Regions from separate parts of the Mus musculus genome. Here regions 1, 2, 3, 4, 5 and 6 are each linked to region 7. Evidence: chromatin loops called from intact Hi-C (ENCODE). Cell type or tissue: heart. All regions are shown on one strand.

The links. Peaks named below come from ENCODE experiments on the same cell type or tissue, not always from the same donor. Only the 100,000 strongest peaks of a DNase experiment are listed, where the experiment ranks them.
Region 1: it touches region 7 in a loop (2.2-fold over the local background); 6 of 42 quality-filtered maps call a loop at or near these places.
Region 2: a loop joins it to region 7, with 4 times the contacts of the local background. A loop is called at or near these places in 7 of 42 quality-filtered maps.
Region 3: a loop joins it to region 7, with 3 times the contacts of the local background. A loop is called at or near these places in 17 of 42 quality-filtered maps.
Region 4: a loop joins it to region 7, with 5 times the contacts of the local background. A loop is called at or near these places in 18 of 42 quality-filtered maps.
Region 5: a loop joins it to region 7, with 2.2 times the contacts of the local background. A loop is called at or near these places in 17 of 42 quality-filtered maps.
Region 6: a loop joins it to region 7, with 2.1 times the contacts of the local background. A loop is called at or near these places in 6 of 42 quality-filtered maps.

What each region holds. Positions count from the first base shown.
Region 1 is chr8:104,563,225-104,567,224 of GRCm38, forward strand. No RefSeq gene overlaps it. Among named protein-coding and RNA genes, the nearest start is that of Car7, 24 kb to the left of the region's middle. In heart, CTCF peaks have their summits at 1,876 and 2,089 (motif pointing left); DNase peaks (open chromatin) are centred at 1,847 and 2,467; H3K4me3 peaks cover 286 bases.
Region 2 is chr8:104,569,301-104,573,300 of GRCm38, forward strand. No RefSeq gene overlaps it. Among named protein-coding and RNA genes, the nearest start is that of Pdp2, 20 kb to the right of the region's middle. In heart, CTCF peaks have their summits at 527 (motif pointing right), 1,271 and 1,948 (motif pointing left); DNase peaks (open chromatin) are centred at 401 and 1,821; H3K4me3 peaks cover 969 bases; H3K27ac peaks cover 367 bases.
Region 3 is chr8:104,440,617-104,444,616 of GRCm38, forward strand. Dync1li2 (dynein, cytoplasmic 1 light intermediate chain 2) reads right to left here and starts at 2,431. Exons shown (of 13, transcript NM_001013380.2): 1 at 2,079-2,431; 2 at 1,858-1,931. The coding sequence starts at 2,185. In heart, a CTCF peak has its summit at 2,454 (motif pointing left); DNase peaks (open chromatin) are centred at 1,805 and 2,195; H3K4me3 peaks cover 2,092 bases; H3K27ac peaks cover 1,399 bases.
Region 4 is chr8:104,338,500-104,342,499 of GRCm38, forward strand. It overlaps Cmtm3 (CKLF-like MARVEL transmembrane domain containing 3), which reads left to right and starts at 2,095. Exons shown (of 5, transcript NM_024217.3): 1 at 2,095-2,396. The coding sequence starts at 2,250. In heart, a CTCF peak has its summit at 2,382 (motif pointing left); DNase peaks (open chromatin) are centred at 1,052, 1,422, 2,132 and 2,912; H3K4me3 peaks cover 2,932 bases; H3K27ac peaks cover 2,870 bases.
Region 5 is chr8:104,432,444-104,436,443 of GRCm38, forward strand. All of the region lies in intron 4 of Dync1li2 (dynein, cytoplasmic 1 light intermediate chain 2), which reads right to left. Among named protein-coding and RNA genes, the nearest start is that of Dync1li2, 8.6 kb to the right of the region's middle. In heart, a CTCF peak has its summit at 2,065 (motif pointing left); a DNase peak (open chromatin) is centred at 3,798; H3K27ac peaks cover 340 bases.
Region 6 is chr8:104,300,584-104,304,583 of GRCm38, forward strand. Cmtm1 (CKLF-like MARVEL transmembrane domain containing 1) reads right to left here. Exons shown (of 4, transcript NM_181990.2): 3 at 2,960-3,058. Among named protein-coding and RNA genes, the nearest start is that of Cmtm1, 7.6 kb to the right of the region's middle. In heart, no CTCF peak of the experiment used is centred here; no DNase peak of the experiment used is centred here.
Region 7 is chr8:104,249,027-104,253,026 of GRCm38, forward strand. Cklf (chemokine-like factor) reads left to right here and starts at 1,835. Exons shown (of 4, transcript NM_029295.3): 1 at 1,835-2,069. The coding sequence starts at 1,992. In heart, a CTCF peak has its summit at 1,788; a DNase peak (open chromatin) is centred at 1,855; H3K4me3 peaks cover 1,562 bases; H3K27ac peaks cover 1,273 bases.

The DNA of each region.
Region 1 (4,000 bases), 310 kb after region 7:
ATTTGCTGTCTGTGGGAAGTGTGGGAACTTATTTTGTGTTTCCAAATTAAGTGGAATGAGAACGCAGACTTTAGTCGTTGAGGGCAGAGCCATCAGCCTTAAGAACATTCCATGGGTCCTTTGAACATCAGATAGCAATCACACAGTCTCAAGGGCCGGCACCCCTGCCCTCGCCAAATTCCAGAAGTGTCTCCAACCCCATTGTTCCTATCTCCCTATATTCTCTTAGACACTCTAGGATAGACTCTAGGGACTGAGGGGAGGCCTGGGCCTGGCCTGAAGCTGAGGGGGAGGTGAAGGCACTGAGGATTCAGTCTCCCTAGCAAGGTCCTGAGGGAACAGGTTGGTTTTGGAGGCGGGTAGCTCCGAAATTCTATGTGGGCATTGCTTCCCATCACACAGGATGCTCCACAGAACACCTTCCAGGACCCACTATCTTTGGGGCCCTGTACACCCAGTTCTGACTTGACTCTTCCAGGCCATACAGGAAATGTACCCCCAATGGACAGTGGAGTCCCACTCTTGGTGGCCTCTGTGGGACATTTCGTGTAAGACCTTTACCTAAATAACACACCAAGAGGACTCAGGAGCCCTAACAAGTGTAATTAAATATAAAATAAATACCCAATGACAGGTGACAATGTGGAAGATACCGCTCATATCCCTCGTGCTACACTTACTTTAAAATGTGAGACACAAATTATTTTGCAGTACCTTTCTCTGGTGCCTCTGAGGGCCTGTTCTTTGTGGCACACCAGTGATACACCAATGATCCATTTAGTCAGATTCAAATCAGTTTATTTATTTAATGATTTATCTATTTATTTATTTAATGTATGTGAGTACATTGTCCCTGTCTTCAGACACACCAAAAGAGGGCGCCAGATCCCATTACAGATGGTTGTGAGTCACTATGTGGTTGCTGGGAATTGAACTCAGGACCTCTGGAAGAGCAGTCAATGCTCTTAACCACTGAGCCATCTCTCCAGCGCACAGGTTTTTTGTTTCTTTGGTTTTTTTTTAAAGATTTATTTATTTATTTCATGTATGTGGGTACACTGTCGCTGTCTTCAGACAGACCAGAAGAGGGCATTGGATCCTATTAGAGATGGTTGTGAGCCACCATGTGGTTGCTGGGAATTGAACTCAGGACCTCTAGAAGAGCAGTCAGTGCTCTTAACTGCTGAGCCATCTCTCCAGCCCTCCCCCCCCCCCTTTTTAAGACAGGGCCTTGTGTGGCTGAAGAGGGTCTCACATTTGCTATATAGACAAGACTAACCTTGAATTCCTTATTCTCCTGCTTCCACTTCCTCAGGGCTGGGATAACAGGTGTGTGCCATGATTTTTTAAAAACAGTTGTTTTTTTTGAAACAATATTTCACTGGGTAGCCCAGGTCAGCCTAGAACTCATGACTTTCCTGCCTTGCTCCCAAGATTAATGGCATATACTAGCACACCTGAAGAGAGAGAGAGAGAGAGAGAGAGAGAGAGAGAGAGAGAGAGACAGAGAGACAGAGACTATTCTCATTTTGCAGATGACACCCTGAGGTTAGATTGGTTTAGATGGAGACAGGGTTGGCCGATTTCAAAGCTAAGTCTCAGTTGATGTCACTCCTTAGTGTCCTTAGAAGAAGTTAAGTAACCTCGCAACACTTGTTATGTTGTACCAGGATACATAATGTCATTTCCTAGTGCTTAGCTACGTTTGGGCAGCAGGTAAAGCGCGCGCGCGCGCGCGCGCGCACACACACACACACACACACACACACACACACACACGTCCCTACTCTGTGAAGTGAGCAGTTCTGGGGCTCCTTGCCATATTTACGCCCCTAGTGGCCACATATGAGGCTGCTGTTTGGTCTCTGGTTCATCTTAGTTAGTAACGCACCCGCTAGGGGTCGCTGGAGAGCCTGGCTATGAGGGGGCGGGGTGGGGGTGGGGAACCAGCAAGTTACTGGCTAACAGACTATTGACATATTTTTGCTGTTGGTTATGTTCTCGCTGTTGGTTATTCTCTTCCTGGAGTTCTCAGCTCTTGCTTCCTCTGCTGGCCAAGGTAGCCACCGTGGATACAGTGGCCAGCTGGCCAGTGCCACTGACTGAAAGGGCTTGCGTGGAGGACTGAGTCAATGGCTGTATCCCCCAAAAGGCATGGGACATAGAGGACATTCCAGGGAGAGGAACAGGAAGGAGAAGGTTCTGGAGGTAGCTCTGTGAGACTGGAGGTTAATGTGAGAGAAAAAAAATTACATTTGACCCAGTCTTCAGCATAGCCTGGAGATGGGGGTGCCCTGATTACAGTCACAGGTCCTAATTCTTCAGACAGAAATAACTCTGGAGCGGAAGAAAGGAGGCCAGCTCCACCCCCACACCCCACATATATGCCCCATCCTCATTCTGCAATCACCCCACAGCTGGAGGTGAGGTATCTGCCCAACAGCACTCACTAGAATCAAGAAACGGGGACCCTAAATTCAGCGGAGGTCCCTTGCCCACTTCACGCCTCCGGCCAATGGCAATGCAGGCCCCCACCTGCCAAGCTCTCACACCACACAGGGTAGACTATGCCAAAGCTTACGAACTCTTGGAGAATCAAGTGTCAATTGTGGTTAAGGCTCTTCTTGTCCATTCACGAGCCTCAGGGTTAGTGGAGCCACCCTCCTCCACAGGGGAGAAAAAATGCCCAGTGTGGGTGCTCAGTCTTCTACTGAAGCTTGATCAAATAGAAGCTGCAGGCTTTGGATTTGGCCTTTGGTTGATGAGAGAATGTTTGGTTTTCCGTGTAACAGTATGCTTACAACACACCACCCATGCATCTCCCACAGGGGACCAGGCTCACAAAAGCAGCACCCACCAAGTTATTAGTGTCAAATAGGACGTGACTGTCCTATTTGAGTAAAAGCCTTTACCTAAGACAGGCAGAGAAACCCCAGCTTGGGGGTAGGGTGGGGGAGTTCTCTTCTTTCCCACCATGGGATGTTTGGAGCATTCTGAAATACTCAAACTTGCCCCTCAGACAACTCCTGATACATAGATAAACTTCCAGGAGATTTGAAAGTCCCAAGAGCAAGGCTCAAATTCATTCATTTTACTACGGACAATCTGGTAAAGTCAGTTTGAATCACCTAATCCTTTTTTTTTTTTTTTTGACAAGATTTCTGTTAGTCCTAAGACATGGCATGTGTCTCTCCTTCTCTCCTACTTCCTTCTGGTCCCAAGCCTAGAAACCCTACATCCTACCTCTCCTCCCCAGCTATTGGCTGCTGGCATCTTTGTTTACCAGACAGAATTAACTGGGGGCAGGTTCCCAGAAGCTACATATAGACCCACTCGTGTAAACTAATTTTGGGGGACCCAAATTGACATTAGAGTCCAAGTGGCTGTAAGTCTTCTGTTTGCAGTTGGATCAAGATGTAGAACTCTCAGCTCCTTCTCCAGTACCTTCTCTGCCTGGATGCTGCTGCGCTTCCGGCCTTGATAATAGCGAACTGGACCTCTGAACCTGTAAGCCAGCCCCAATTAAACGTTGTCCTTAGGAGAGTTGCCTTGGTCAGGGTGTCTCTTCACAGCAATGGAAACCCTAACTAAGACACAGGTGTAATATTTTGTATTGCTGCGACCCAATAGACAAGAAAAGCAACTTCAAGGAGGGAAGATTTGTTTTGTCTTATGGTTTTAGAGGGTCCAGTCATCATGGCAGAGAGAGTATGGCAGAGGAGAGGAGTTCTCTCGGGAAGGGCACCCAGGAGGCAGAGAAAATGGCACCTAGGAAGGAGCAAGGGAAAGCCCTAAGAGGAGTCCCCAGGAACCGACTTCTTCTAACGAGGCCGCACCTTCTACCTTTCAATAATGCAAAAGCTGTCAGGGTCCAATCTGGACACAGGATCAGAGTTCTCAACTGGAAGCAGGGCTATCTGGAAGGCACATAATAAATATACACAGACTGCATTTTGGGTACAAGCTAAGAGGCAAGTTTTCAAGGCTTAAAGTTTCTCTC
Region 2 (4,000 bases), 320 kb after region 7:
CTGGACAGTGAGACACATTAATAACAGTAACTAAAATCACAACAGGCACCTTACCAAACATAAAGTGCATGAGCTCATAGATGTCAGAGGCTTCACCACTAAGAAGGTATTCCTCTATGAAACATTCAGACTTCTGTGAGGTGGGATGGAATTCGTTTGCTGCAGGATTCCCCAGAGCCTGAACCAGGCCATTGTGTAACTGGGAATAGTAAGCAGAAATCCATCCAACTGCCGCTCCTTCCAAGGAGTGGGCCATGGCTCTTTATCTTAGAGCATTTTGTGGTATCAAGTCCAACAAGAGCAGAACTCAGAGGAAGCACAGAGGAGTTGTGCTCTTAAATCTTATCCAGTCCTGGCCCCCCCGCTTGGAGACAGAGCAGGCAGGAATGACCATAGAATCCAAGGTGTCCCAGGTCAGGACCTCTGCCCCTGCTGTTTGCTCTGTAGGAAATGTTCTTCCTTTCTAAATTTAGATCTCTTCCAAAGTCTTACAGGAAAGAGTCTTCCCTGATTTCCCAGAGGACAACAGCTGCACCCAGCCACTAGAGGGCTCAGATAGTAAAGGCTTTTACCTATAAGCCTGAGGAATTGAGTTCCACTTAGGTGGTGAAAGGAGAAAACTGCAAATCTTCTGACCTCTAGAGAGAGAGAGAGAGAGAGAGAGAGAGAGACGGGGGGAGAGAGATGGGGGGGAGAGAGAGAGAGAGAGAGAGAGAGAGAGAGAAGAAGAAGAAGAAGAAGAAGGAGGAGGAGGAGGAGGAGGAGGGCATGGTGGCCCATGCCTTTAATCCCAGCACTTGGGAGGCAGAGGCAGGTGGATTTCTGAGTTCGAGGCCAGCCTGGTCTACAGAATGAGTTCCAGGACAGCCAGGGCTATATAGAGAAACCCTGTCTCAAAAAACCAAACAAGAAGAAGAAGGGGTAGGAGGAGAAGGAGGAGGAGGAGAAGGAGGAGGACGAGGAGGAGGAGGAGGAGGACGAGGACGAGGACGAGGAGGAGGAGGAGGAGGAGGAGAAGGAGAAGAAGAAGAAGAAGAAGAAGAAGAAGAAGAAGAAGAAGAAGAAGAAGAAGAAGAAGAAGAAGAAGAAGGGGAGGGAGGGAAGGAAGGAGGGATGGATGAATGGAGGGAGGAAGGGGAAGGGAAGGATATGTATGAGAGACAGAGAGACAGACAGAGATAGACAGAAAGACAGAGAGACAGACAAAGATAGACAGACGGACACACACACACAAAGAGGAACTCAGAGACAGAATCAGACAGAGACAGAGTCCCCATCCCCAGGGCCAGGGGGCGCTCTCAGCCCCCTCCTGAGCCATTTCCTCGGTGCAAGCTTAGGGAAGTAGTCAGTGTTCCACCGTATCTCCCCACGGCAAGGTAGTCAACGAAATGAAACCGTAAAGAGTGTGTAAGTTCCTACAGTTTCATTCTCCAGAACTAAGCATTGTTAACTTCCTGCCCCATTAAACGTTTCTTAACAGATAAACAGGCTAGCACAATGAGGGAGGGAGGGGGAAAGCACAGACCATTATCAACGCGTCCTTTCTTCTTGGTCACAATCAGCCTTTTCTATTTCACGTTCTGTCTTGGCCAATTCCAGCCCCACGCTCTACCTACATCAAGATGCAGGGTGCAACTGCTCAGGCCAAGGCCGGGTTACTCCAGCCAGAGGAGGCTGGGACGTTGATACCCTGCACGTCCCCATCCTCATGCACATCCCAGGCTGCCAGCTGGTCCCTCGCAATGCCTGGAGCTGCCTACGGGCTTGCTCTAGCCAGGGCTTCCCTAGGAGAAGCAGAGAGGGAACTCTGGCACTCGCAATTTCCTGGAGAGTTACTGTTTCGTTAAATAGCACAAACGGATTGGGGTCGTTGCTTGATGACCTAGGAGCCACTGAAGGTTTTCCTTTCGATGAGCGAGCTTGAGGCGCCCCCTTCTGGCAGCCTCTGCTTATAGATATTGCAAGTGAAAGTGCCGCCAGAACCCATACTTCAACTACTCAGAAGGGCCTCTCCTGCTTCCTCTACCCACGCCAAATTCCCAAGGCCGTTCTTTCACTCGTCTCCAAACTCATTTTCAAGAAAGGATACGAGTCATTTGCAACTCGGAGTGCAAAATCCATCCAACTATGTCACTGCCAATTAGTTTTTTTTAGTTTTAGAGTATTAGTTTTTTTCTTTTCTTTTCTTTTTTTAATAGGACTGGAGAGATGTCTTGGCAGATAAGAGCACTTACTGCTCTTGGAGGGGACTTGGAGACAATCCTCAGCACCTTTGTGGTTGCTTACAACCATTTGTAACTCTAGTTCTGGGGGGAATCTGATGCTCTCTTCTGACCTCTGAGGGCACCAGGCACACATGTGGTACAAATACATACATGTGGGCAAACACTCATATACATAAAAGTAGGTAAAAGTTTTTACATTTTAAAAAAACATGTGGGGGCTGGTGAGATGGCTCAGCGGTTAAGAACACCGACTGCTCTTCCAAAGGTCCTGAGTTCAAATCCCAGCAACCACATGGTGGCTAACAGCCATCCGTAGTGAGATCTGATGCCATCTTCTGGAGTGTCTGAAGACAGTTACAGTGTACTTACATATAATAAATAAATAAATATTAAAAAAACCCATGTGCATGTATGTGTCGGGGGGGGCAGTCATGCACATGTACTGCAGAGTTACAGAAGAGGGCATTGGTCTTCTGGAGGCATACGAAAAGGGGTAAGCCCTTGTTTCTCTTATCCCCTCACCCTAACCTATACCCTGGCTTCCCCCCAGAAGACCAAATAGCAACTTGGTTGGTGTTTTAGTTGCTGTGAAGAGACACCACGGCCAAAGCAACTCTCATAAATGAAATTATTTAATTGGGGACTTGCTTACATTTTTCAGAGACTTAATCCCCATGATCACCATGGATGGCACAAAGACAGGCAGGGTACTGGAGCAGTAGCTGAGGGCTTTACCTCCTGATCCACAGGCAGCAGGCAGAGGAGAGAGAGAGAGAGAGAGAGAGAGAGAGAGAGAGAGAGAGAGAGAGAGAGAGAAGAAGAAGGAGAAGAAGAAGAAGAAGAAGAAGAAGAAGAAGAAGAAGAAGGAAGAAGAAGAAGAAGAAGAAGAAGAAGAAGAAGAAGAAGAAGAAGAAGGAAGAAGAAGAAGAAGAAGAAGAAGAAGAAGAAGAAGAAGAAGAAGGAAGAAGAAGAAGAAGAAGAAGAAGAAGAAGAAGAAGAAGAAGAAGAAGAAGGAAGAAGAAGAAGAAGAAGAAGAAGAAGAAGAAGAAGAAGAAGAAGAAAGAAGAAGAAGAAGAAGAAGAAGAAGAAGAAGAAGAAGAGGAGGAGGAGGAGGAGGAGGAGGAGGAGGAGGAGGAGGAGGGGAGGGGGAGGGGGAGGGGAGTGGGGAGGGGAGTGGGGAGGGAGAGATTAGATCTGAAATGGGATTTCGAAGCTTCAACACTCATCCCTACTGACAAACTTCCTCCAAGGTTACATCTACTCCAGTGAGGCTACATCTAATCTTTGCCAAACAATTCCATTAACTGGGGATCAAATATTCAGCCCATAACTGCCATTCTCATTCAAACTACTACAGTTGGTTTCCTAGGCAGAAAACGCTTCCCACTGGTTATGGCGTTGCCTCTGGGTAGTCTGGGCACACAGAAAGAAAGCTGAGGCAGGGAGAATCATGAGCTCAGAGTTAGCTTGGGCAATCCAGCAAGTTCAAGGACAACCTGAGCTACTTAGTGAGGTTGACAGTATGAGTGCCTTGGTTGTAAAAACAGAATTCTTGGGAGGGTACAGGTGGCTGTGCTCAAACTATTCTCAGTGAGCCCCAGAAAGGAAGTGTTGGGCTGAAACATCCTCTCCAGGAAAATGGTCTGTCTCAATTGAGCAGACAATACCAGGAAAGAGAGACTGCAGACTCCCAAGTGACTCTCTGAGACTGCATTTAACTTACTCATCCCAAGCCTCTATATAAACAGGACGGGGCATTGAACAAAAGTTATGTT
Region 3 (4,000 bases), 190 kb after region 7:
AAAGTATACCATGTATCGCTCTGCGCAAAGACAGCCAGTCATAACACCAACACAATAAGGAACAACCAGAAATCTCAAACATGCCTGTTAAGGTCTCTCTCACTCGCTCTCATCAACAAAGGAGACCTGCTTTTAAGAGTGACTGGCAGAGACAGCCAACCCAAGATGGCAAATGACCTTCTGCTGCAATTCTCTTCATTTCACAAGGGAAGGAACAGGGCAAACTCACCAGCTCTACCTACATCCCAGAGAAGTGAAAGTCAGAGAGATGAGGCTAGTTTCCCACAAAAATAAATCTTCGCCACAAGAACTCTTCAAAACACAACTAACCCCAAAAGTCTAGGAACACTAAAATAAAAACCTGGCTCTGCCTCAAGGCATGACGCTTATGTAATTTACACACATTTGATTTGTAGAACAACTTCACAAGCACCCTAAAGGCTTGGAAACGGGGGAGGGGGAGGGTTACCGACCTAGGTGAAGCTCCTAAGTACAGTCTCAGTAGCAAGTGCTTTCTCATCTCCCTAGGATTAGCTATAGCCACCCCCTCATCTAGATGCACTCTAAACCTGAACGAGAACCATTACCAAACATCTCTGGGCATCCTTGGATTCAACACTATGGAATCTGAGAACATAAGAAAGGAAAGGCAGTCCACGAGGATCTTCCTTCCTCCACAATGCTCACCCTTTTCACGAGGGCCACAATCCACCCGGGGCCTGGAAGAGCGCCTGTCAGCATGACCTCAGCTCCTGTTCATTCTGACCTAGCTGGCCCCAGGAAGCCTGAGTTATCTCCCTAAAGCACAGACCTGGCTATAACCTACCACCCTGGCCATTGGATGAGAGAAACACACGGACATCACCATGCAGTCATTTCCATAAGGCTTGGGGAAGGGTGGAAGAAGATAAAAATCTGAAAATCAGGAGTCTCCAGGAAAGCCGATTAGTCCTCCAGACTTTCATGATCTGACCTCATCTTTATCCTCTATTGCAAAAAAAAAAAAAAAAAAAAAAAAAAAGGCTTTTGACAGTGCCCAAACGATTCACCCTACTATCTTGATGTGCTTGCACCTAGGCAATTACCCTTCAAGATACCTGATTCCACAAGCGCTCTCTCAACACATCAAGCAGTGTGATGCGCCCACAGCAGTCTGCTCTTGACATGAGAGATGCGATGCAACCACGCACACATCTGCCTCGGCTCCACTGGGATTCTTTCAGGGTGTCTAAGACTGTCTGTACTGTCCCACTGCTCAGCCCTCATTTCCTACTCTACAAACAGCATTGCAGGTGAACGCATATAATCCCTTTCATTTGAAGGAGATAACTGAAGCCAGAGAGGTTAAATGACTGACTGGGCAACCCAGCAGTGAGGGCAGGATTTATGCAAGAAAGTTCCTGGGGCTGACTCCCAAGCTCTGCTGCCTGCCCATGAAGACTGAAGAAAAGACTTCGTCCATCTCCTCAGTTTCCCAGTCCAGGTCACCTACTTCCCTCATCTTCTCCATCCAGCCTGCACATCCTCTTTTTCCTTCCTCCACATCCTCAACTTGGTGAGCACAAGGCTAACCGATGAACCGAGTCAAGGCTGAAGAAGGCTCAGCCAAAAGACTGAAGGAATGTGCCCCAATGCCCCAAGCCCACATCACATCACTGGACTCCAAACGGAGCTGCATTCTAGGGGGTCAGTAGAGGTGTGGGCTTGGAGACTCAGCAGCTACCCTGCCAGAGTCCAGGGTGCCCTCCCAGGCAGGCAAGCGACAAGCAGGCGCTAAGGGTGGAGAAGCCTGGGAACCAGTGGGAGGGGCGCCGCCTGACCCACCCCTGCGCCCCAGGGCAGTACCCCGCTGCTCACCGAACACCAGAATGTTTTTGCCGGACGGCAGCTTGGACCTGGCACGGGTGGACACTTCGCTCAAGATCGAAGACCTGCGGCGACAATGACAAGAGTGGTCAGCGCGGGACCGCCTAGGACCGCTCGGCCCACGACTGCCCATCAATGTCTGCCCACGGTCCTGCCCGCTCCGGCCCGCTCCCGGTCCGGCCGCGCCATCTGCGGCTCTATACGCTCCTCACCATAGACTCTGGCCTTCCTCCTCTTCACTTGTCAGGTCGCCGGCGGCCGCCACTGCGGGCCCGTTGGGACCCAGCAGCAGCTTCTTCTCCACCCCCACCGGCGCCATCTTGCCAACTGCAGCCACAAAGAGGGCCCTCCCCCGGGCCCGCCGAGGACCCGCAAGGACCCCGGCCGGGCCGCGCTGCCCGCCCGCAACGCCGCAGAAGCTCCGTTATCCAGCGCGTCCCGACGGGCCCGCGGTGTCCTCGTGCGTCTGCGGGACGTGGGATCGCCGCAGCTAGGGACGTTGCTGGGTCAGGCAGCCAGCCGGACAGCCTTACGCGGGAGGTGGAGCCGCGGACGCCACCAGACCGAGAGCGCGCTGGCGACCCCTGCAGGGCAGCCTCTGATGCGGCAAGTCCAAGCTTTGGAATGAACTCAAGCTAGACAACCATATTTATAAAGCGATCTCATTGAATCTTGTTTAATTCTTAATAAGTGAGGTGAGGAAACTACAGCTCAGAAGTTTAAAAGAAAATGGGCCAAACATGAACGAAGATCCACAAAAAAATGACTGGACATAGATATTTGCATGTCCTGTCATACCAGCAATGGGCAGCTGGTGGGGGCGGGGAGGGGGGGAGGGGGAGGGATCAGAAGTCTTAGACTACTTGGTAAGTTTAAGTTGAGCATGAGCTATGTGAGAGCCTACTTCAAAAAAATTAATTTTAAAATGGTTGCACATGGTGTCACACGCCTTTAATCCCAGCATTCAGGAGGCAGAGGCGGGAGGAACTCTATACATTTGAAGCCATCCTGGTCTACATAGCAAGTTCGAGGGTAGCCAGGGCTACATAGTGAGACCCTGTGTGCCGGCTAGTTTTGTGTGTCAATTAGAGTCATCAGGGAAGAAGGAAGCTCAATTGAAGAAATGCCATTGTGGGTGGTGCCATGCCTGGGCTGGCTGAGCAAGCCAGTAAGCAGCACCCCTCCATGGCCTCTGCATCGGTTCCTGCCCCCAGGTTTTAGCCCTGCTTGAGACCCTGTCCTGACTTCCTCCAATGATGGATTATGATCTGGAAGGGTAAGATGAAATAAACTCTTTCCTTCCCAACTTGCTTTTGGTCATGGTATTTCATCACAGCACTAACCCTAAGATACCCTGTCTCAAAACAGCCCCAAGACCCAGTTCTAGAGGTGGTATCCTGCCACTTCCAGTCATTACTCTTTTAGTTTTACTTTTATTAAATGTGTATAGGTGCTTTGTCTGCTTGCATATCTGTCCACTATGTGTATGCAATGCCTGTGGAGGGCAGAAGAGAGTGTCTGAACCCCTTGTAACTGGGATTACAGATGGTTGTGAGCTGCCCTGTGGGTACTGGGAATTGAACCCAGGTCCTTTGGAAGAGTAGTTAATGCTCTTAACCGCTGAGCCATCTCTCCAGCCATGTTTCTTCAACTATTATATGGCTTAATTTTCAGGATGCTCATTGAAAGTTTATCACAAATCCTCAGAATGTTGTTTTTCATCTCCTCCTTTGTAGACTTTATTAAACTGTGAATGATTTTTACCACCACAGTTAACAATACTTTTGGCTTTGCTTTACCAATTTTATTGTTGTTGTTGTTGTTTGAGACAGGGTTTCTCTGTGTAGCCCTTGCTGTCTTCGAACTTACTCTGTAGGCCAGGCTGGCCTTGAACTCGGAGATCCACCTGCCTCTGCCTTTGGAGGGCTAGGAGTGCCCCCACTGCCCTGCAAGGTTTCTGTTTTTTTTGCTTTTTTAAATCCTATTTTTCAGAGAGTCAATATTTCACAGCAGAACAAGCAGCTGTGACTGCTTTTCTTGAGTGGAGAAGGTAGTGGGGAGACTGGATGTAAAAGGGGAGAAGTAATGGAGAAAAGAAAGACAGGTTTGTGCTGATCAGGGGTAACTTTAGGTA
Region 4 (4,000 bases), 89 kb after region 7:
GCAGAGACAGAACATCTGGGGCTCATTGACCAAGTAAGTTTAGTGGAAATCCCATGTGTTCCAAGTTCAATGATATATATTCTCAAGAAATAATATGGACAGTCACCCATAGTGAGAATTCTGGAATTTTGGTTTCCTTAGAAAACGCAGAAATAGTTCTAAGGATTTGTTTTTATTTTAATCCCAAGTGGTGGGATATGGGGGATGCTTCAGATTATCCTCAGCAGCTGACTGAGATTTGTCTCGTGCTCTGGCGGAGTATGATTTTGCTAGCTGCAGATAGTTTAGGCACTTGTGTGGCGTTTGGAATTCTGGGAACTTTTCAGAGGGTGTATAAATGCTAGGATCCCAAGAAGCAGGGTGGGCTGTTGATTGGTTGGTGTTGGCTGCAGTTGGTTAAATAGATATGAGCAAAGAAAAAATTAGTTATCTTGACAGCAAAGCTCAAACTTGCCCCAATCAGCAAGAAGGACTAATAATAATGTTGCCCCTTTCCAACCCCTGACTTTATTCTGGGATCTCTTTCCTTTCCTTTCTCCTTTCCTCTCTATCCATTTTTCTCTCTTATCTAGTGTTAGAGGGTTGAAAGTGTGGAAGGAAAGGTATGGAGAAGGGTGGAAGAAAGAAGAACCCACTAAGTAGCCAAAAACAGCTACAGTCACCTCTGGTCTCTATCAGCACCCAGACACAAGAAAATGCACACACACACACACACACACACACACACACACACACACACACACACACTGTTAGAAAGGACAGATGTACAAAGTCCCCGTGGCAAGAGGAAGCATCAATTTTCCTGAGGGTGCAGTGGGAGGGATCATGACTAGTGATCTTAGCGCATCCGGGTGACAAGGAAGAAAGCATTAGTCTCTTAAAGAGCCTCACGATAGTTAATGGGGCAGGAGTGCAGACTTAGTGGTATTAAGAGAGCATCCATGATGGGCTAGCCGTGGGGGAGAACAAGGATAATTCCAGATCTCTGGTTAGTCCAGCACAGAACGAACCCAAGCCTTGGGCAGCTAACGAAAGAGGCCAGGAAGGAGGATGGGCTGGCTGAGGCCTGACAGGAGCGTGGCCTGTAAAATAGAGGAAGATGGGCAAGCCAAGAACTAGCGGGAGGGTGGCCTGGGAAGTAGTAGGAAAACTCTGAGAGGAGCCAAGAAGGGGAAAGCACTCTGAAAGAACTGATCTCGCCTGGTTAGAGCCAAGCCTGGAGAGGACTTAGCGGAGATGGGGGTGGGGTATGGGGGCAGTGTCCCTGTCCTGGAGTTGTCTAGGCAGTAAGTTACTTCGAGCTTAAAGAGCAGAACCGCTGAGCAAGGACAGGTGGTCGCTTTAGGGGGCGCTCAGGGCAGATAAGTGGGTCTGTGTCAGTCAGGACGGGGGGGGGGGGGGGGGGGGTAAGGAGTCAAACGACAAAAGAAGACTCCAGGCCAGCCACACAGAGCAAACAGAGAGCTGGAGTGCGAGGGGACTGGGAGGATCTGGGTACAGAATCTGTGTCACCCCGGGACGTAGCAGAAATAGTGAGTGCGGGAGGTGGGGAGGTAGGTGCTAGAAGGCTGCATGGGAAGGGGTGCGAGAATGGGGCAGAAGATAGGTGGGGCAGGTAAAGGAGGTGGGGGGGGGCAGTAGAGGGGGTGAAGAATGAGAAGTGACCGGAGGATAGAGGGCCAAGGATAGTCGGAGGGGCAGTGTAGTGCAAAGATTCATGGGTGGGGAAGTGAGAAGAGCAGGGTCGGAGGGACTGTGGGGTGCGCCGGGGTTGGTGGGCGGGACAGGATCGAGGGGGAACTGAGAATGAAAGGACAAGGTGCAGGGAAGGATCCTAAGGCTAGTGAAGAGGCAGAGGAAGTAAGTGGAAATAGAGAAGACAGAGAGAGACAGACTGGACTACATCTGAGGGGCAATGAGGAGTGGTTGGAAGGATGGAGCAGGATATGGGCAGGACGTAGGCAGAGGGGGAGTGGGGGAGGAGGAGATGGGAGGATCCACAGGACGGATGGGTAAGGCAGCGTCCACGGAACACGGGGGCTGCGTAGAGAATGGTCGGAGGGAGGATGGGCGGGGCAGGGTTCGAGGGGCAGTTGTGGGTGGGGATGGGGGAGGTGGGCGGGACAGCGGAGGATGAGTCCCCGGCCTAGTCTAACTCCACTTTTTCTTCTTCCGCACAGCGGGTTTCCGCTTCCCTCCAGGGCGGTGGGTGAGGCAGTGAGGCCCAGGCTCGACCAGATAGCGCCGCTATGTGGCCCCCGGACGCAGAGCCAGAGCCCGATCCAGAGTCCGCGCATGGCCCCCGAAGTGGCAGGACAGTGCCGGGACTCCGAGCCCTGTTGCCCGCGCGCGCCTTCCTCTGCTCTCTCAAAGGCCGCCTCCTGCTGGCCGAGTCGGTGAGTGCGTGTGCTCCCCGGGTGCGTGAAGCCCGGTACCCGCGCCCCAGCCTGGGGCCTTGCACCTCCAGCCCAGGAGAATTTGGACCACCGCCCCCAAGCTTGCTACGACTTCTCTGTAGCGGAGCTCGAGTCAGAATCAGGCCCGAGCCGTGTTCTTCCCGGATTCTCCAGTCTGCGAGGCCCTCGAAAGGGACCAGAAGTCAAGGGTTTGGGGTCCTGGTCCCCGCTGGAGCCGCAGCTCGGCTGCTGTGTGACCTCGAGCGCCTCCGCCCTCTCTGAGTCCCCGGGACTGCTGCGCTCGCTAAGCTTCTTCTGGCCTCGCCCGCCCTGCACACCCTCCCACCTCCTAGGCTGAGACCTAGCCGCCTGTGTGGTGAAGATCCTACGGAGTGGGATGTGCCCCCGGGGAGTGGGTGAGGCAGGGGCCACGTAGTGAAGACACAGGCGGACCACTGTTTCAGGGTGGCGAGCCTGCGGGGTGACTTCATGCCCTCCTTCCCCCCTCCCGCGCTGTACTCCTTCCTCCTCCCTGCTTGTCCCCACCCGGATAGGAAGGTCTCCTTTGTCCTCCCAACACTCATCATCACGTGTGGGGCGGGAACTGGCATGGAGCCTATGGAGATGGGGAGAGGGGTGGGAGGAGGGACGGTGGAAGGAGGAAACAGACCATAGTGACAGCCACTTGTTGCTCAGATACCTAGCAACTTAATATCCGACCTGCTCCCACTTCGAGTTGGGGATAGGAGAGACAGTGTCTTTAACTGCTAGGAAACTTGGCAGGTGACTCATCCAGTGACCTTGAGGATATCCTTGAGGGCAAAAGGGGGGTTCTGCCCCAGGACCTCTCCGTTGTACCCCAGGACCTACTAAGGAGCATCAACCCTGAGGTCTCCGGTAGAACCTAATACTTTGTTCCTAAATGAGGTGCCAAGCGGACCTAGAGCCCATTTTCTGGCCGTTTCAGATCTCTGGAAGCCTCTGGGAGGCGTGGGGCGGGTCTTTGAATCTACTGGCCACTGGCTTCAGTCCTACCTGCCCAGTACCCCTTCATGGAAAAGGAGTGAGTGCCAACCAGAAGTCACAAGATGTCCTTGCCCTAGCTGGGTGCCAGAAAGACAGGCCTAAGAAAATATGAAGGGTAGTAAGCTCATAGGGTATAGGGGAGCCTCCCCCAGTCATTCCTCCCCCTTGGTCTCATGCAAGTAGGGAGTCTGACCTGGATAGAAAGCTGGAGGAAGAAGCAGCCACCAAGAACTGGGGAGTGAGAAAACAGGAGTGGGGGAGGGAGGAGGTTGGGGCAGGGGAGTGCCACCAGAACCAGACTTTTTCTTTTTTTTTTTTTTTCAAATTTATTTATTATATGTAAGTACACTGTAGCTGTCTTCAGCCAGGCCAGAAGAGGCGTCAGATCTCATTATAGATGGTTGTGAGCCACCATGTGGTTGCTGGGATTTGAACTCAGGACCTGGGGAAGAGCAGTCAGTGCTCTTGCCTGCTGAGCCATCTCGCCAGCCCAGAACCAGACTTTTTTGAGGGGAATGGGTACAGAAAAGAGGAGAGCCATACGAGCAGCCTTTGGCAAGGAAATACAGTAGGAGCTG
Region 5 (4,000 bases), 180 kb after region 7:
CTGAATGAGCTACTGGGGTGGTGGTGGTGTGGAACCTTATATGAAAGAAGCAGGTTATTAATTAAGGCTGTGCCTGTAAAGGCTCTACTATGGCTTGCTCTCATTTTCCTCTCCCCCTTCCTCCCTCTTTTTTTGTTTTTGTTTTTTGTTTTTTTTCTGAGACAGGGTTTCTCTGTGTAGCCCTGGCTGTCCTGGAACTCCCTCTGTAAACCAGGCTGGCCTCGAACTCAGAAATCCGCCTGCTTCTGCCTCCCAAGTGCTGGGATTGAAGGCGTGTGCCACCACTGCCTAGCTCCCTTCTTCCCTCTTGACCCACGTAGGTATGTGTGTGCATGCGTGCACGCATATTCTTATGCTGATCTCAAACTCATTATATAAGGAAGATGACCTTGAACTTCTGGTCTTCCTGCCTCTACCTCCCTAGTACTGGGATTACAAGCAGAGCTGCTGTGCCTGGTTTATGTAGTACTGAACCCAGGGCTTCATGCATGCCCTCTATTAACTGAGCTACACCCTCAGGCCCTCTTCTCTTTCTGTTCCCCTTCTACTAACAGGTGAGCAACTTTTTTTCCCACCAAAGTAAGAGAGCAAGCCACCAGTGCATGCAAACTCTGAAATCATAGCTAGACAAAGCTCAGTCTGTGTGTGTGTGGGGGGGGGGGCGCGCGTGCGCGCCATCAAGTACACATGTACATAAGTTCTTGAGTGTGACATCTTACTTAATTGCTCTTCACCTTCTTTTTTGACACAGGGTCTCTTGCTGAACCTGGAATTCACCAATTTAGCATGACTGGCTTCGGGAACCTTCCCATCTCCTCCCCAGTGCTAGGATTGTTGCTGCTCCCACACCTAGCTGTTACACGGGTGAGGACTAAACTCTGGTCCTCATGCTCCACAGGCAATAGTTTATAGACTGAGCCACAGACTGAGCCATCTCAACATCCCTTCCTTTGTTTCCTTTGTTTCTCACAAAGGCAGAGACTAATGGGTCAAACTTCATTGTCAACAAAAAGAAATCAACCAAGGTCATCTCCATACTATGTTGAACATAGCCAGAAAATGTGATGTTGTTGTAGGAGCTTAAAGGAATTTCTCTTTTAACAGTCAAGTCAATAAAAAAATGCAGTGGTTAACTGTCGGGGTGACATCTGATTGCCCAAGAGCAGAGAAGGCATTTGTCAAGGGCTTCCCCAACAGGGAGCAGGGCAGAGCCAGGGTCAAGATAGAGGTGAGCTAAGCTACAGTGGGAAGGGAGGGGGTAGAGCAGCCGGATCACCTATTCCAGGAGCCCGCCAGTTCAGTCTTCTGTATAGGTCACATGGTGAGAGTAGCCTACAAGTCCTGAAGGAAACTAGTTACTCTAAATCAGTGCTTCTCAACCTTCCTAATGCTACAACACTTCAAAAAAAAAAAAAAAAAAAAAAAAAACAGTTCTTCACATTGTGGTGACACCCAACTATACAATTATTTTCTTTGCTACTTCATAATTGTAATTTTGCTGTTATGAATCTCAATGTAAATATTTGATATGCAACCCCGTGAAAGGGAGGTTCAACCCCTAAAGGGGTCAAGGGCCACAGGTTGATCTCTCTAAGGCCAGCCCACTCTAGTGAATCCCAGGTGAACCAGAGCCACACAGACATTAAAAATAAGCAAATAAACCGCTTAGGAGACGCGCCTCTAGGTGTGCCTGTAAAGGTGTTTCCAGAATGGTTTATGATTTACTTACACCATCCCAGAGTCTCTGCATCTAGACTAAATTTTTAAAAAGGAGAAGACTAGCTTAGCACTGGAATTCACTTCTGCTTACTGACTCCAGATGTACTGTGACCAGCAACTGCCTGAGGCTCCTGCCACTGTGCTTTCCACGCTAGGACGGGCTGTATTCCTCAAACAAAACAGCCCAAACCCAACCCAGCCCCACCCAACCCAACCCAACCCAGCCCAGCCCCACCCAACCCAACCCAACCTAACCAAACCCAACCCAACCCAGCCCAGCCCTTCCTTATACTGTCTTCATCCAGTTTTTGCAGCATCAAGCACCACCTTCTGGCAGCTCAAGGTTGCTGTCCCTCTGCCAGCTCTGGGTCACAGTGGCTGGTCACAAAGCTGCCCCACAGCAGGCAGCTTGAGAGGAACCCGCCTGTAAAGAGGGGCTCACTTGTCGAGAATGATACTAAAGGCAGCTGGAGAGGTGCTCAGGAGCTAAGAGCATGCCCTGCTCCTGCAAGGAACCGAGTTCGCTTCCAGCACTGCCCAACACCCGCCTCCAGCTCCAGGAGGCCCCAGCACTCTGTCAGCTCCATTCACATGCACACACACTGTGCCCCCCATAATCGAAACTAAAATAAATCTTAATAAGAAAACACCAGAGAGTCTAATTAATCTGAAAGGCAGCCGTCCTGTGAGCAAGAACATGAAGAACTACTTCTCTAAAGTAAGCTAAAACCAGCGTGAATACAAGCACGCCTTCACCAAGCACAAAGGCACGGCTACCATTCCAAATATCACAGACCAGGGACTGTGAACGCCGAGATGCTCAGTCACAGACATGGCTCAGCAGTTGCTAGATGCCCTGCCCTCTAGTGTTCTCTCTCCTCTCCCCGCTAACCCAACACGGCATGAAGACGCTTTCTAGACTAGCAAGGGGGAAAGGTGGGTTGGTCAGCGAGTCAAAGTGGTCACGTGAAACCCCGAGTTTGACCCGTGGTACCTGCAGTGGGAGGAGAGAACCTTTTCAAAGTCATGCTGCACAGGTATGTGCAAGCGCACACATGCTACGAAAAGCCAAAAAGATTCCACTCTCAACCTCTTTAAAAAGAGAGCAGGCAGGCAGGCAGGCGCACCTCAGCACTGCCTCCCGGTCTCCATGTTGCTGCTTGGAACACCGACATATTGTTTAAAGTTTAATTGTCAAAGGGAAGAGAACCACACCCTCAAAGTGACAGAAGCCGTGAGTCCAGAGGAGGCAGGGCTCCCGAGCTGTCTTCCCAGGCTTGCGCCCCACTTGCAAACTGCCCGCCTCTAGGTTTCCTCTCCTTGACAAATAAACCCCCCAGAACTTTTTAAGCCATTTTCCCCTCCATTTTTCTGTCTTACGTCGCTAAACCTAATCCTCAGTGACATAGACGCCAATGACTAAGACCATTAAATTAATTCAGTGTCTCCTCCACAAGCTCCCCAAGAATAGGTGTCCTTCCTGCCTGCTGCCTCCCCAGAGCACCCAGAACAAACACCCAGCACCTAACACTTGCCTTATTTGAGAAAGAGTGGTGCCCTCGGCTGATGTGGCTTTTTCTATTTTAATCAACCTTTGTAAGGTTGTCAAACCCAAACTGAAGTCTGCGGTACATCAGCTCACCAGTCTGGGTAAGACGCTGTGTGCAGTGCTCGAGAATAGCGCCTCAGCCTCACAACTATTTTGCTGAGCTGTCTTTAGCATCGCTGTTTTGCAAGAAAAAGAGGCATCATCTAGAAAAGTCAGTGGCTAAAGAGAGGCGAGATGAATGGCCTGGCAATCATGATCCCCAAGGGCAGATGAGGCGGGAGGCACACACGCAGCCAGGGGAGGAGGAAGGTGTGAGGCTCCGGCTGCGCTGATGACGGGCAGGGGGCAAGATGAAGTGTGCGACAGGAGACACGCAGTAGGAAAGCCAGTTTGAGAAGCGCCATCAAACTTCCCTGACAGTGAGTGTGCAGATACTGTGTGCCATGCTCCAGAGCCCTCATCAATTCACCAAAGGGGGTGATGTCATCCCGTGGCACCGAGCCAGGGCAGCCAAGCTCACACTGGCCAAGGCGCTGCGGCTGCCGGTTCCGCTCCCTGTGCCCCTCCCATCTCCCTGGCACAGGGACAGAAGCTGATGTAACTGCACAGAAGCCAAGGAAGGAAAAACAAGCCTCTGAACCGCACTTGAAAATGCAGCACACTTCCTTTACTTTGTGCCTTCTTTGTTCTCAGAAGGGTTTTAAACCTAAAATAACTTTTATTTTAAAATGT
Region 6 (4,000 bases), 52 kb after region 7:
AATAAAACTGGAATTCCTTATAATCCATGGGACAAGGAATTGTTGAACATGCACATTACACTCGGAAAAATTGGTTTTTGAAAACAAAAAAAGGGGAATCATATCCCTGTACAACACAAAAAATTTTAAATTTCAATGCCAAGGAACCCTCTGAGTGTGGGGAAGAGGGCATGTTTGTGTTTTTTCTACAGGATGCTGAAGGAGCATGCTAGCTGCCAGAGTGGTTAATGACACATGCTGATTCTGGGACAAAGAATGATGCTGAGCGTGAGTTTGAAGAGTGTCCTGACAATGATGATAGAGAAGCTGTATTGGGCCTACATCCCTGATCCACCCCTTTTTACATCCAACAGTATGGGAAGCCCTAGAAGTTGTGGTAATGGTAAACAACACTAAGTTGATGGATATACCTGCTGGAGGAAATTTCACTATTGATAGAGAAATTAATTACTAAAGATTTAGAACTCTATATGCTTTTGTGAGAGGTGCAGCTACAGGCACTTCTGCCCTAGTTTTGCAAGGAAAAAATTATGAGCTTCTTAGAATAGCAACAGATACAGAATAAAGAAAAGGAGTTGGGTACAAAGCTCTCCACATTGTCCACACATCACCCTTTTTCCTGGCTATCTCTCTTAAGAGAGGGCCTGGTACTTGCCAGTATTACTGGATTAGGAAATGTCTCAGCCTGCTTCCTTTGTGCTGCATTAGGACACCCTTCATGGACAGCTGTCCCTTACCACATCTCTTGGAATATGTCTGGTGCCAGTTCTAAGACTTTTTCCCAAATTTTTGAAGTATCCTTGTTCTTGATCCCTGAACAACAGCAATTTAAATTCTGCTATACTAGTCCCAATGAAAATTTGTGCAATCAAACTAGTTCGCCTAGACAGGATCTGAGTGCCCCTGAACAGTATTTTTTGTTTGCTTGCTTTTTGGTGTAATGGTACCCTTACTAAAATTCTTTCCAAAAACATAGATAAAGAATTGCTGTGTCTTCCCATGACCCTAATTCTTCAGTTGACCTTGCTAACTCCCCTGAGTATTTGAGCTGGAATAGCCCCCAGCCCAGCCCAGCCCTGGATATTAGAATAAAGCAAGCTGTTTTCCTCCCTGTAGTGGCCTGTGTCTCCTTGGTAACCTCTGTTGTGGCTGCCGGTTTGGCTGGAGGAGCTTTAACCCATTCTCTTCTCACCACCGCCAAATTATCCCAACAATTTGCATTGGCAGTGGAAGCCTCCATTGAGTCTTTCAGCTTCTTTACAGAGACAATTAACTTCCCTCACCCAAGTTGCTGAGCATTTGATTTGCTGACAGCTGAGAAAGATGGCACCTGTCTCTTTCTGAATGAGGCAGGCATTGTAGAATCCAACAGTTACATAAACGTAATTTGAGCTCCAGAAAAAAACAGTTTTCAGCCGCTGCTGATAATTGGTGGAAGTCCTCCATGTTCACCCTCTTGATGCCCCTCCTTGGACCTTTAATAAGCATTTTATTATTAGTAACTTTGAGGCCTTTTATTTTTAACAGAAATACTGGTTTTGTAAAACAGCAGATTGATTCCATGGCATCAAGACCCTTGCAAATTCATTATCATAGACTTGATTTGGCTGATAGAGGCCTTGTTAAACCTGGGGTTGATAATTCTCCTTCAGGAGCTGCATAGGATTCAGGCCTGTGCATACTGGTTCTTGATCAGATGAATCCAGTATGGGCACCAGCGTGGGCTGCAAGGCTAAGCACCGCAGGGGAAGGTCTCATACGGACCATCTCTGAATTCCCCGTGAGGCAAACCTGGTTTGCAAGGAGGTTGGTATCTGTTTTCAACCTTATCCTAAGGATTTTTCTAAGGCTCTGCCTCCCCTCCCCAAAAGATACCAAGAGCCATGACTGTGGGTCCTGATGGTACCCACGGGAGAAATCGGGTCAATGCCCCCTCCCACCCCCGCTGGTTAACGCCCACTCATCCAAGGATGAGATGGCTACTGATCAGCCCAGTTCCTTAGGGCCTTGGTGGAAATAATTAGAAGGGAGGAGATGCCGGGAGCCATGGCTTCAGCCATGGCCTTGTGGAAATTTTCTAGCTTACATAAACAGCCCTGAGAGAACATTCATGGTCATAACAGAAAGAATATTTGTGGGTAGAGAGGGCACTGTGACCATTGGTTCCAGGAGCTGAAGATGGCTCCCTGACCTTGGGAGAGCCCCCGGGCTCTTCCCCCCTCCCTTGAAGCCTCCTCTTGCTTATATTGCCATCCCAGAATAAAGTTTTCCAGAGCTTGATCAGTCAGATTGTCTCTTGCTCTCCTTCTTTGTGTTTCTTGTCCCTCTCACTCTCTCTCCCCTGCCTCCGGTCCCTGCAGGTCAGGGCAGACAACTTGACACCATTTGAGGAAGTCACTACAAGAAAGAGAAGGGGGTCTGGAGGGATGGCTCAGTGGTCATGAGCACTGTCTGCTCTTGTCAAGGAACCAGGTTTGGTTCCCAGGATCCATATGGAGGCTCACAGCTGTCTTTAATTCCTGTTTCGTGGAGTCCAATGTCCTCTTCTGACCTCCTCAGGCACTTGCATGGATGTACATATACTTAAACACATACACACACACACACACACACACACACACACACACTCACACACAACTGAAAATAAATAAATCTTCTCTGTTCTGTTAATGACACCATGATGGCTCTCCAGTTCCCTTTTCCAGGTCCTGAAATACTCATACTATTTTCGATTAGAATATTTGTATTACTGTATTTGTATGTGGATGTGCATATGTGTGCCTTGATGCACTTGTGGAGGCTGGAGTACTGGGGTGTGTCTGTCTCTTCTATCCTGGGGGGGGGGGGGCGGGGATTGAACTTAAGTCATTAGACTTGGTGGCAGATGGCTTTACTCACTGAACCATTTCATCGTTATAGAACACTGGTCTCAAGCAGAACCGTAAAGGCCTCTACTTACCCCTCCAGCGTAGCATAGATCCTTTGTATTTTTTTTCCCAATGACTACTATACCAACTATTCCAAGAAATACTGTTGAAATGGCAGAGTTGATCAGATCCTGCAATGCAGAGTTGAGAATGGTCAACTTTGAGTGAGAATGTAACTTCAAAACCTTTAAACTTCAATTATCCACTCTAGGACAGACACTTTTTGAACACTTGTCTTTGATTGGCAGGGATCTTCAGGGATATAGTTATTATTTTTTTCAGAGATAGAAGTTTATGTGATAAAAGGTGTTGGATAGGGCATTGAAGAAATAGGCTTAAATATATATATATATTAAAGTTGAAGAAAACATGTGTGGTCTAGCTCACTAGCATCCCACCCACTTTAATGTTAGAAAAAAATGTATTATAAAGAACTGAGGCTGCTTGGGGGCACAGGCCTATAATTCCATCTCCTCAAGAAGTTCTCAAGTTCAAGATCTGCCTGTGCCACAGAGTGCTATCAAGGCTAGCCTGGAAAACATGCTGAGATCTTGTTTCAGAAAGGGGGAAGAGGGCTGGAGAGATGGCTCAGTGATTAAGGGCACTGACTGCTCTTCCATAGGTCCTGAATTCAATTTCCAGAAACCACATGATGGCTCACAACCATCTGTAATGAGATCTGATGCCCTCTTCTGGTGTGTCTGAAGACAGCTACAGTGTACTCATATAAGTAAAATAAATCTTTTTTTTAAAGGAGATGGGGAGAGAGAGAGAGAGAGAGAGAGAGAGAGAGAGAGAGAGAGAGAAGATGGGAGGTGTACGAATGAAGAGATGGCTCTGTGGGAAACAGCACATGGTGATCCTTACAGGGTACCTGGGTTGGGTTCCCAGCACCCATGTGGTAGCTCACAATTGACTCTAACTCCATTTGCGTGGGATCTAGCCCCATCTTCTGGCTGTTAGGAGCATCAGGCACACTTGAAGTGTACTTTCACACAGGCAGGCTAAATCCTCAGACAGCTAAACTAAAAATGAGCCTTAAGAGACAGAGATGCAGATCAGTGGTAGAGTAC
Region 7 (4,000 bases):
TGTTCCTCGGGAAAGCATAACGAATATCTCCCCTGAATGAACAAAAAAGGGATAAGAAAAAAAGCATGTAAGGCCAACTTGTAAGCAAAAATAAGCTTGGGTACTATAATTCACCCATTCAAGACCAATAAGCCCAGATGTTGCCGCCTTGACTGTATATGGGCAGTTACAATGCGTGTAAAGAAGATTTCCACTTCTTCCAGGTGGCAAGATGCTGGCAGTCGTCTTGGGCAAAATGAAGAAAGACATTTTCTGGGTTTTGTTTTACTCTTTTAGATCTGTAACAAAAAAGCCATCACCCTAACAGGGCTTCCTGTTTATTTGCTAGGCACCTAGTAAAGGCAAATAAAATCTTCAAATTCAAAGTCGACAGTTGTGTGTGTGTGTGTGTGTGTGTGTGTGTGTGTGTGTGTGAGCGTCTTGGGGTGAGATTGTTGGTAACTGTTGATCAGATTCAGCCAAATGAACAGATCTTAGATGGGCAGGATCCAAAGAGATCTAAATGGACTGGGGTTGTGGGCTAGTTAATTCTTACCAAGGCAACACAAACTAGAAACACCTCGGGAAAGGGAGCCTCAATTGAGAAACTGGCTGCGGCAGATTGGCCTGTGCGCATGTCTGTGGAGCATATTCCTGTTGCTAATTGATGAAGGAGGGGTTTTGTTGTTGTTGTTGTTTTGTTTTGTTTTTGTTTTTTGCCTCCTTGCTATGGGCAATGCTGTCCCTGGGCAGGTGAGCTGCGGGTCTTTATGAATGAGCAAACCAGAGAACTACTGAAGCTGATAAACACTCTTAGTTCTTCTGCTTCTGCTTCTTCTGCCTCCGGTTCCAGCCTTGAGTTCCTACTTTGTCTTCCCTCCTGTAAGCCAAATAACCCTTTCTTCCCCCAAATTGCTTTTGGTCAGTGTTTGTTTTATCACAGAGAAGCAAACTAGGACGGGTGGTTATTCAGTTCTCCAAAAGAAATCATGAGACTTAATTCACATAATGGAAGTGACATATTCTTCCTGTGTCTATCATCATGAAATGCTCCAAGATGGTTTGTCCTGGCTACACCGGAGCACTTTATAAACTGTGGGACAACTAACAGCAGTGGGAGGCGAAAAGTACTCTAGAGACAGGCTTGCACGTTCTGAGAGCAAGGACAGACTAACAGGGCCAGGCCATAAGTTCAGGCTATATATTCTATAGCTATTGATGAGTGGCCCAGACCATGGGGACCCTTCGAGCAGAGAAGCAGACAGATCCTTGCTTTATAGAATTTATATTTTTTATTTTAACTGATACATAATTGTATTTATTTACAAGATACCATTGGATGTTTTATTACATGTGCACATTGTGTGATATTCATATCAGGATAAGTCTGTCTCTTCGGAATAATTTCTGTGCTGAAAACGGCCAAATTCCTTTCTTGTAGCCTTTTAGTTTTTAAATAAAACTATACATTTTCATTATCCGTGGTCAACCAGACTAACAGAACATCGGAACTTCTCTTGCCTAAGTCTAACTTACTACCAGTGAATCAACGTTTTCCTGGGGGATATTATACTTGTAATCTGGATGGGATCTAAAAAAAAAAAAAAAAAAAAAAAAAATGCTGAGGAATGACTAGACAAGGTAACCAAGGGAAATCCTAAGGAGGTGGCATTTGAGATGCTCAAATGGCGAAGAGGCTGGGCTGGCATTCTTGGGTTTTTCTCGCCTACTCCAACAGTGCTTCTCCACAGGAAAGCTCCAGGGCAGAGGAGCAGTGGTGGGGACCTGGCTTGGGTTAGGCTAGACAGGTGTCAGCAAGAGTTAGGAACTTAAGAGACCAGGAGGCGGAGCCAGTGGGCGGCCCGCGCTAGTGCGCAGGCGCGCCCGGACTTGGCCTGAGCGCGGTGCCGCAGGCCCAGCCCCGGCAGTTGAGCTGGTGGCGCGAGTCCTGGAAAGAGCCATTAATCGAGAAGGCTTGAAAGAGAGGCGTGACTGTTGGGTCTGTGGGCAAGATGGAGACTCCACGGCCGGTCGTAAGCCGTCGGCCCTTCTGCTGTACTCTGAAATGCTTTGTGAAGTTCCTGCGGTTGGTGAGGACCAGGGCGGGAATGCAGGGCGGTCGGTAGTCAGGAGTGCTCCGGGGTAGAGAAGACTGGGTTCGGAAGCCTGGAGCAGCGTTTGCTCGGCCACCTGGTTTCCAGCCACGCCTTTCCAGACGCAAGGCATTGATTGCTCTGTGGCTCAGTTCGACCGGAGAAGAACTATAGGGTAGAGTGGCTTCCTCCTTCAGATGATGTAGGGACACGCCCATGGGTCTATCCGAAAACCCTTCACTTGTTTTACGAACTTGGTGATAACCTCTACCAGACCAGGCGCTGTATAGTCTCACCACTCAAAAGTCATAAATATTTTTTTAAGATTTTTTTTTTAAGTTGGTGGTCTTTTACTGTAAGTCGGACATTGGATGTTACCGAACTTAGAGCGGATACAACCCAGAGCGAGAGCAAAGAGGAAACTGCCCGTATTAGGGCTCCAAGCCCTAACAGGGGCATTGCAGTCTGTTCTGGACAGCACTTTGGAGAAAGGAGATCATTATTAAAGGGTAATGTTCTCAGCTCGTTAGAGAAGTACAAACGGCCAGGGACTGGGTTCACTCTGTACCTGTAGCTCCTCCCAGAACTTCTCACCCCGCCCCTACCTTAAACCTCTCCAGCCCAGAGGCTGGGATTCATTTCCCTTCTCCCAGCTTCTCATTTCCATATAAACTGGCCATCTCTGCAGACTCTCTTGGTACCCCACCCCCTTCCCCCAACACACACTCTCCTCTCCTGGTCCTCTTGATTCTCTCCCTCTCCCCGTCCCCCTCTCTTCCTCTTCCTCTCTCCCCTGCCCTCTCCTCTCATGGCTCAATTCAATCTGACCACTTCCAGATACCTCTGACTGTATCCTCCGTCATACCTACAATACAACTTTCTCCTCAACCATACCTAAAAGCCCTGGTTTTCACTGAACTACCATATTAAAAGGAATGTAAGAAAACTCAAAGAAAAGTTAAGCCGTTCAAAAAATTTGGAGAGCTGAAATGAGATGGTTAAAAGTTCCAAGGGTAACGTTTCCACATAACACGAAGAGTTTATTATATTGAAGGGGCGACAAACTTAAATGACCGCCAGAGAAGACAGTATTTCCCTGACTACAGAAGGCACGGGTGGGCACTAAAGAGGATGTTGTAAAGGAGATTCAAACTTCAAGTGAATGAGGAAAATTAATTGCATAGGAAACCTTCCCCGTGTCAGAAATCCGTGATTCGGAGAGGTAGCTCCAAATTATGATTCATATGAGACATTCAGAAAAAGACTCTGGAGCAGAGGGAGAGGTTACCTTTGCCTTATTTAATCAAGAAGGTGACTGGCCACCTGGAGTTTTACATTAGCTCCAGAACATTGAAACAGATAGATAGTTGGGGAGGGGGGAGGAGTTTAAGTTTAATATAACTTGTTTTTTGTTCTGTTTTGTTTTTTTTTGGTTTTGGGTTGTTGTTGTTTTTTTTAAAGATTTATTTATTTTATGTGAGTACACTGTAGCTGTCTTCAGACACACCACAAGCTGGCAGCAGATCCCATTACAGATGGTTGTGAGCCACACCAACTGGTTGCTAAAAATTGAACTCGGGACCTCTGGAAGAGCAGTCAGTGCTCTTAACCGCTGAGCTGTCTCTCCAGCCCCATTTGGGTTTTAACAGGTTCGCATAGCATGTCTTTGGCTGGTCTTGAAAAACTCACAAGCATTTCATCTGTCTCTACCACCCAACCACCCAGATGCTTGCTTGCTTTATTTATTTATTTTAGATCTATTCCGTTTATGTGAGAGTGTTTTGCCTGCCTGTATTTATATGCACCACACGAGTGTTTGGTGCCTTTGAAGGTCAAAAGAGGGCATCAGATCTCCTGGCAGCAGAGTTATGGATGGTTGTGAACCACCATGGGATGCTGGAAAACAAATCCAAGCCCTCTGCCAGAGC